Regions from separate parts of the Homo sapiens genome. Here regions 1 and 3 are each linked to region 2. A link is a contact called in ENCODE Hi-C or POLR2A ChIA-PET data. All regions are on one chromosome and are shown on one strand. Each heading gives the region's core, a stretch centred on a gene start or an enhancer-like site at or near the end of the contact. The rest is flanking DNA. Distances are from core to core; before and after follow the strand shown. Region 1 overlaps EEFSEC (eukaryotic elongation factor, selenocysteine-tRNA specific). Region 2 overlaps EEFSEC (eukaryotic elongation factor, selenocysteine-tRNA specific). Region 3 overlaps EEFSEC (eukaryotic elongation factor, selenocysteine-tRNA specific).

What was found. Hi-C counts contacts between places; a loop is a spot of excess contacts on that map. ChIA-PET counts read pairs that join two places held with the same protein, here RNA polymerase II (POLR2A). Pooled maps may share reads with other maps.
Region 1: a map of Right ventricle myocardium inferior shows a loop between it and region 2 (1.8-fold over the local background). The contact joins two enhancer-like sites. A Hi-C loop is called at or near these places in 1 of 168 maps with a recorded cell type or tissue (Right ventricle myocardium inferior) and 1 of 50 pooled maps. POLR2A ChIA-PET finds 5 or more read pairs at or near these places in 6 of 52 experiments (AG04450, BJ, OCI-LY7 and 2 more).
Region 3: a map of Right ventricle myocardium inferior shows a loop between it and region 2 (2.1-fold over the local background). The contact joins two enhancer-like sites. A Hi-C loop is called at or near these places in 2 of 168 maps with a recorded cell type or tissue (Calu3 and Right ventricle myocardium inferior). POLR2A ChIA-PET finds 5 or more read pairs at or near these places in 3 of 52 experiments (A673, OCI-LY7 and SK-N-SH).

What each region holds. Positions count from the first base shown.
Region 1 is chr3:128,193,734-128,196,433 of GRCh38, reverse strand. All of the region lies in intron 1 of EEFSEC (eukaryotic elongation factor, selenocysteine-tRNA specific), which reads right to left. Among named protein-coding and RNA genes, the nearest start is that of EEFSEC, 42 kb to the right of the region's middle. RefSeq lists a cis regulatory region at 592-1,132. Within about 2 kb of position 1,367, at least 5 of the 41 ENCODE cell types and tissues checked have a DNase peak (open chromatin) inside an H3K27ac peak, as active enhancers do.
Region 2 is chr3:128,234,069-128,236,768 of GRCh38, reverse strand. The region is part of intron 1 of EEFSEC (eukaryotic elongation factor, selenocysteine-tRNA specific); the gene reads right to left. Among named protein-coding and RNA genes, the nearest start is that of EEFSEC, 82 kb to the right of the region's middle. Within about 2 kb of position 1,433, at least 2 of the 41 ENCODE cell types and tissues checked have a DNase peak (open chromatin) inside an H3K27ac peak, as active enhancers do.
Region 3 is chr3:128,273,532-128,276,231 of GRCh38, reverse strand. All of the region lies in intron 4 of EEFSEC (eukaryotic elongation factor, selenocysteine-tRNA specific), which reads right to left. Among named protein-coding and RNA genes, the nearest start is that of EEFSEC, 120 kb to the right of the region's middle. Within about 2 kb of position 1,296, at least 6 of the 41 ENCODE cell types and tissues checked have a DNase peak (open chromatin) inside an H3K27ac peak, as active enhancers do.

The DNA of each region.
Region 1 (2,700 bases), core at 118-2,617, 40 kb after region 2:
GACTTTGTATTTAAATATATATAAAGGGCCACTGTATTTGTATCACAGCACACATCCCATGATACGCACAACAACTCACTTTTGTTTTAAATAAAAATCTTACATATATAGTAGAATCAGAAAATACACATGCCAAATCTTGAGCAAGGAAAATCGTGTGTTTCTTGTGTTTATGTTCATCATTTAATTGATCATAAACGAATAATTTCATTTGGCTCAGAACCTTGTCTTTGCAGTTTTTTGGAGTTATATATGTCAGAAGACAATTATTATAAATTGGTTTCATTTCCTTTTTATTTTCCTCTTCACATACAGACTCTCACACAATCAAACAGCAGAGAGTCACAGACACACTGTCTCAGGCCTTCCTCCTGGCTACAGCACTGACCCACACACGTGGACAAGGGCCCCGTTTTGCAGGCCCTCGCAGAAAGGCGGTGGGGGCAATACCCACAGGGTCATGCCATTGCCCAAGTCTAGCCAGGCCACGGTTGCTTCTTGAAGAGCAGTTCTTCATCTTGGGTCCAAACACTTCCTGAAATAGTTATATGCGTTCTGTTTGGGAGAAGGGCCAGAGCTCTCCCCAGTTTCTCAAAGAGCTCTCTAATCACTAATCTAGACATGCCAGTCTCACTCTTGCCATGAAGTCTGGGACAAATCCCTTGTCTCTACCATCTTGACCTCAAGCCCAAGCCCCAACCTATCTTCCAAGGATATTATATAGGAAGGTTTAGCCACTGAAAACTGACAGAGGGAAACACTTATGCAATAACTACACTTGTGAATGGGAGGCGCCTTCATCTCCATTATGGAGAGAGGAGACGAGGCTCAGCAGAGGTTCGCAGAGCCTGGATTCCCCTGTGTCTGTCAGGTCCCACACATTCCGCCAGATAAAATGCATCTGGTAGACGACAGTGGCTCCAAGTTTGGCTTTGGAGTGTCCTTTTATCTGCTGATCACCAAATACTGTGCTCAGCTGCAGACACAGGCCTGGTTTTCTATTATGAGACAAAAGAATAATGATTTTCCAAGATCTATTTAATTATTTCTTTAAAACTTGCCCCCTCCATTGCCATGGTGTTAATCACCCACATTGAGAGCTACCTTTCAGCACTGTGCAGCAATGGCAAGTCAGCTGTGTTTTGATTATCTGAAAGAAGGAAAAAATATTTTAAATGCTTTAATATTTAAACAAATAGAAGGCAGATTTCTTTCATGTTTCCTCAACTCCTAAAGCCATAGAACAGCCTGGGCCCTAAATTTGAAAATGAGTTCAGACTAAAAGAAGTATCTCAAACTACCACCAGACTTTAGGCGAAGATCGTGTAAAATATTAATTGTACTGCTGCTACTGGAAACCAGCCACAGTGCTCGGGTGGGAGAAGGGGAGGGGTGGGAGGAGGAGAAAAGCAGCACTGGCTGACCAGCTCCAAGAAGGAGGAGCGAGGAGGGAGGAGGGTAACTATTCAACTAATAATGTTCATTGTAGAAATTTTAGAAAATAACATTGGGAAAGAAAAAGCCTTGGGGAAAAAAAATTCTTTATAAAAGGAAATTAAAAGTCACCTAGATCTTAGCCCCTAATGTTAGCTACTGTTAACATTTAATGTCTTTCTTTCTAGTCTTTTTCTTGCACATATGTATTTTGTATATTACTGAACTCAAAAAGAATTCCTTGCCCTGCTTTTTTTCACTTAACATATGTAGGATGACTTTTCACATTTTTAAATTTTCTTCATAAATATCATTTTAAAGAAGGGTGCACAAAGTACCTTATTTTGCTTCATTTGGGTGGCTCCCAATTTTTTGCTCTTATAAATAATGCTGTGAAGAACATTTTTGTGCATAAAGCTCTGGCTCATTTCAGATTATTCCCTGAAAGAGGAATTATGAAATCACAAAGCAGAACTTATTTCAGGATCCAGATAGATTTCCCAGAATTAGTTCCCTGAAAGGCAGGGCCAAGCTGAAGTTCTCTAATAACTTATTGTTAAAACAACCATCCCAGTCCCATCCAGCCACTGCTGCACCCTGCCACCCCAAAAGCATCTGACCTGCAGATGCCTCCCAGAGGAGCCTTTTCCATCCTGTGCTGGGAAAAAGAACAATGGCCTCAGGACAGCACAGATCCTCAATCCAGGTGGGAGCTCAGCACCCTCCAGCTGGGAAGGCTGTGGTGTCCAAGCTCTCCGGAAGTCCCAAGAGGCTCAGACACCTCCCAGCCTTATTTTCTCCATTAAAAACACCATGTGGGCACCCTGTCTTTTTTATGAGCTGAAAAGATTTCACGTCCCAAGACGGAAGAGAGGAGAAATTGGGGTGCAAAACTTACCTCCACACCAGGAATATTGGGTAAGTGCAGCCTTTGTGGCAGCTTAGCTTTATGTCATTTTTGGTTGGGTTTTTTCTTCTTCATTCAAGTTGGGGGATGGGGGAAGATGGTCTTCCCTCTATCCCCCAAGATAAGATTTTACTTGCACAGAAAACCGCTACTCAGCCTTCATGGCTCATTCTCACTTAGATAACTATACTGTTTCTCTTCCCTTCTGTCCTCCCATGCCAGAGGAAAAACACATCTGCTGATATCAGAGTCCCTCCTCCTCTGGAGGGAGGAAGGCAAAGAGAGGGACAGCCGAGCAACTAGGAGAAATGGCTTTGGAGTTGTACAAGTTATGTCCAAATCCTGGCCTGCGGATTAGT
Region 2 (2,700 bases), core at 184-2,683:
GAGCTATCTGGGCACAGACTCAGCGGAGAAGGAGTTGGTAGGCAACAGAGGGAGGAACAAGTGCAAAGCCTCCACATGCGTTTGAGGAAGAGGAAGGAGATGAAGTCAGAGAAATAAGCAGGGGCATAAAGAAATAAAAATAGCTCAAACATGATAAGACATCACACCTTACTAGTAACAAAAAAATGCAAATTAAAACCACTGTACACTGAAATTCTGTTTTTCACCTACTGTACTGACAAAATAATACTGATGATAATACAAAGAGCTAACATGTTGAGTGTTCGGCCTGCCTAGCCCTGACATTCTGGGAGCCTGCTGACACTCTGTGTCACCGCCACCCCCGCCCCCCGCCATTTACAGATGAGGAAATTAAGTCACGGGTCGCAGAACTAGAAAGATAGGGAGCTAGAATTCAAAGTCAGGCTATGTGGCTCCAGAACCCAAGTTTTATACAGGAGGCCGAGTCACCTCAAACATTTGGTAACACTCTTGGCTGGGCACAGTGGCTCACGCCTATAATCCCAACAATTTGGGAGGCCAAGGCAGGCAGATTACTTGAAGTCAGGAGTTTGAGGCCAGCCTGGCCGATGTGGTGAAACCCCATTTCTACTAAAAATACAAAATTAGCCGGATGGGGTGTTGCGTGCCTGGTGTTGCTGCGTAATCCCAGCTACTCGGGAGCCTGAGACAGGAGAAACACTTGAACCCGGGAGGCGGAGGTTGCAGTAAGGCGAGATTGCGCCACTGAACTCCAGCCTGGGCGAAAAAGTGAGACTCCGTCTGAAAACAAACAAACAAACAAACAAACAAACAAACAAACAAACCTTTGCCCATCCACACAGGGGAGACAGATAGTCCTGCCTGTCACTGGGGTGGGGTTGGGGGTAGGAGCAGCACAACGGCAAATGGCCGTCAAACACCCCTGGGGACTAGCAGTGACCCACGTGCACATGGGGCACATATGTGGACACTCATTGCTACGTGTCTGGAAGAGCAAAAGGTCAGAACCAGCCTGACTGCCTGTTGGAAGGGAAGTAGTTAACTAAACCATGACATGTACATAAAACAGAACATGACCCAGCTATTTAAAAACACCACGGTAACTATTCACTGAATAGAGCTCTAGCGGAGCTGGTGTGTTCACTGTGTGCACAGTATATTGCCACTTCTAGAGGATCCGTGGGAGAAAGAACATGCTTAAAAATCATGAAGTGTCTTTGGAATCTTTAGAAGAAAATGGTTATAGCAATTTGCTTCCAGGAAGTAAACTAGGTAAGCAGGGGGAAAAGGAAGATTTACTTTTTACTGTGTACCTTTTTGTACCTTTAAGATTTTGAACTATGTACATACATACGTTACTGACTCAAGAGCAATTTATTTTTAAAAGTAAAGCTTCAGGCTGGGCGCGGTGGCTCAGGCCTATAATCCCAGCACTTTGGGAGGCCGAGGTGGGGGGATTGCTTGAGCCCAGGAGTTCAAGACCAGCCTGGGCAACATGGAGAGACCCCATCTCTACAAAAAAAAAATACAAAAATTAGCTGGGTGTGGTGGTGTGCACCTGTGGTCCCAGACATATGGGAGGCTGAGGCAGGAGAATCACTTGAACCAAGGAGGCAGAGGTTGCAGTGAGCCAAGATCACGCCACTGCACTCCAACCTGGGCAACAGAATGAGACCCTGCCTCAAAAAAATAAAATAAAATAAATAAGTAAGTAAGTAAAAGTAAAGCTTCATATCACTGGAAAACCAGCATAATTTACCATAAGTGAAAAGTTTAAAAAAAGAAGTACAATAAAAGTAAAACACTGTTATTAAGTTCTAGCCAGACATGGTTACAGTAACAGGCACTGAGCTTACAATGTTAAGAGAAGTATAAGAGCTCCCAGCACCAACCTGAGATCTCCTTAAAGTCATCAGAAGGACTTAAAGAATCTTGAAATGGGAATAACTTTCTCACTGGGATCGACGTCCCTTAACACCATATCTGTGCACACATCAAGTCATCTCAGACACAACTCTAGGTATGTACCTGTCCTATTAGGAAACTTGTCAAGAGGCTAGCTTTGATCTACAAGTTAGACAATCCACCTAAGGCAGGGTGGGAGGGTAGCAGAGAGAAGACACCCAGTTATGTCTGCTTAGTGGTCATAAAGATTTTCTGTTAATGAGGTTTCAGCCTTCTGCAAGACCAGTGGAGGAATCCATGGAAATGTCCTCGCACCACAGTCAGCCTTGCTAGAGAGCAACTCCTAAGTCTCTGTCTGGCTGTACCCAAACCATGCTGTCGTATGCAAGGATGGTCACAAAGATGACTCAAGGGTGATGGGCATACGGGAGTCCTATGTACTATTCTTAGAGCCTTTCTCTAAGTTTGAAATGACTTTGAAATAAAAAGCTTAAAAATGAAAAAAATGGGCTGGGAGCGGTGGCTCATGCCTGTAATCCCAACATTTTGGGAGGCCGAGGTGGGAGGGTCACTTGAGGTCAGGAGTTCAACACCAGCCTGGCCAACATGATGAAATGCCATCTCTACTAAAAATACAATAATTAGCCAGGCATGGTGGTGTGTGCCTGTAATCCCAGCTACTCAGGAGGCTGAGGCACGAGAATTGCTTGAACCCGGGAGGCAGAGGTTGCAGTGAGCCAAGATCACACCACTGCACTCCAGCCTGGGCGACAGAGCAAGACTCTGTCTCAA
Region 3 (2,700 bases), core at 47-2,546, 40 kb before region 2:
AGTGTGAGAAATAATGAATTAGACCCTGCTAGGCAGCCCTGACTTCCACTGTCAAGGGCAGAGGCTGCCTACAGGATTTATTCCCACCCTGTGCAGGAGGCTGATCCTGGGACTGAGCCCAGGAGGGTGAGGAGGGCCAAGAAGGGGCCTGGGGAAAAGCTGGAGTGAAAGCACAGGGTCCTGGGACTTACAGGCTGGCAGGGCATGAGGGGGCGGAGTGGGGAGCAGCGGCACCCAGGAGCCTCGAGACCCTGTGGGCCCCTGGAGGGGCTCTCTTGCCTGATTCCAGGGTGCAGCTGTGCTTCCCCATCACAAGGCGTGGCCTACAGGACCCGACTCCAGCTGGAACATCTTCTAGACTCGGCCTTCCAAACATCCTCCCTACTGCCCTTTCAGAGATGACCACAACCACCTACGAACCACCCCACTTCTCAGACTCTCTGCAAGGAGCTCCATGTTTACCTCAGTCATGCCAGACACTCTCTCGCCTCTGGGCTTTAGCACATACTGTTCCTTCTGCTCAGAATGCCTGGGCAAAGCCCTCTGCCTTCTCTGAGACTCAGCTTCAGTCGCCTTGCCTGGGAAGCAGGGTTGGAGCCCTTCCAGTGCCCCCACCACACTCTGGAAGCCATGTTCACTCAGTGCCTTCCCCATATGAAGAAACAGCTGCCTGCCTGACCACCCCAGCCCCACTGAGGGCTCCCCCAGGGCCAGCTTGGGCTCTGATACCTGTCAGGGACTCCAGTCCCCGACATGACACGCATCAACAGTATCTGGAAAGGTTGTGGGCAGGGCTGGCTTCATGGGTGTGCAAGCTGAGGTCACACAGCCCTGCATGGCCACACTTTCATCTGAATCAGAGCTTGCTTCCAACCTAGAAAGGCAGTGGTCTTCAGACAGTCAAAGATCAGATACTCCTTTGTGGACCAGGCAGCACCCATGCTTGCATTGGGCACAACCTGGCACTGTCAATTGCCATTTACACAGCATTTTCTGCACCAAGGCCACTCCCAGCTGGGGCTCTGACACTGGCTGGGCACCCATTTCCCAGGAGAGGAAACCGCTTTGGGCCCCAGTATCGAGGTCCTGCCAGTCCTCAGGTCACTGCTAGACCCCTCGATGACATGCGCATCCTATTCCAAAGGCACCGCAGCCCACAGCTAGAGGGAGGAAATGACTGCACCCCCAGAGGCCTACAGGCATACAAGTTTCGGTAAGCCCAGCAAGCCCGCATCCATCTCACCCCTTGCTTCTGCATCTGACAATTCCACTGGCCTGAGTCACAGTTTCCCCTTGAAACTTAACTGACCACTGAAGGTAAACAAGATTGTGAAAGCAAATGGCCCTTGGGAAGAACCATTCCCACCTGAAGGCTGTTCTTACTTATTTAAGAAGGTGGCCTGGCCATACAGAGGGGCGTGTCTTGCCCCAGTCACACAGCTGGCCGTTTATGCCTGGGACCCAAGACTCTGTGTTCCTGCAGGGCACAGTGGATGGGAACCAGCCCTGGCATTCCATAAATGTTGTTTCTAATCAAATCCCTATCTTGTCCTAGAAACAATAAAACTCATTTAATTCCACCCAAAAGCACGTATAAGTTAGAGTGGTTTTCATACGACAACTTGTAGGGTGCTACAGCTGCCCTGGGAGTGTCCCAAGGCCACCCTGGGCCAGGGCCCACACCGACCTAGGCTCCCTCAACATGTGGCTTCTACAGGGGATGTCCAGAGGCCAGCCACACTCCCTACCCGCGCCACATTTGGCACCTCCACATCTGCTCCCCCAGCAACCACTGAGTGCTGCCTGACTGCCAGGGCTCCATGTAGAGGGTGCAGGGGCTGAGGCTTCCTGTGGTGACTGCGCCCACATGCGTGCGTGCTCTAGAGCAGCTTGCCCCTTTCCTCCTCCTCTTTGCTGCGACTCGGAGGAAGGCAGCATGGTCAACCCCACTGATAGACAAGGACGCTGAAGCTCAGTGTACTCAGGGAACTCACTTGAGCTCACAGGGCCAGCACATAGGTACAAACCCAAGCCCAGTTGCTCTCGAAGCCCTGCTGTCACTTCTTTGTAACACTGCCCCTCAGCTGGAAAGGGCAGGGTATGCTTGAGTGGTGGCTGCACTCAGGCTTTGGGGTGAGCAGGGGAGAGGCTGAATCCTAAGACATCCACCTGGCCTAAGAGCAGGAAGCTGCAGTTGAGGAGCCTGGTTGGGCTGGGGCAGGGCTTGATTTGTGGTCTTGGGCACTAGAGCCCCATCAAAGGGTTGGGAGGCTGCAGGTCAACCTGGGCCCAAGTGGGACTCTAGATGCTTACACCAGGCTTGAAACACACCAAGCACGACCAGACTGAGCTGGCATCTCTATAAAGGGGGCCCACCTCAGCAGTGGGGCAGCACCACTCCTGCCTGTCCCCTTCCTTAGGAAGACACCACTTGGGTTAAAGCCACCATTTCTCCCCTGCTCCAACCATGCCTGGGCCACCCAGTGCCATCCTTGCAGAAGACTGTGTGAAATGCTTAGGCCTATCAGGAGCGCAGACAGACCCACTGTCACAGGTCCAGGCCGCTCTCAGCACAAGAACCTGGCTGTACCCTCTGCCTGGACAGCTGACTGCAGGTCAGGACTCCAGCCAGTCATCCGCTTCTGGAAGCACATGCTGGTAGCAGTTCGTCTAGCTGCAACAGATTCTCAGGGGCCTGAT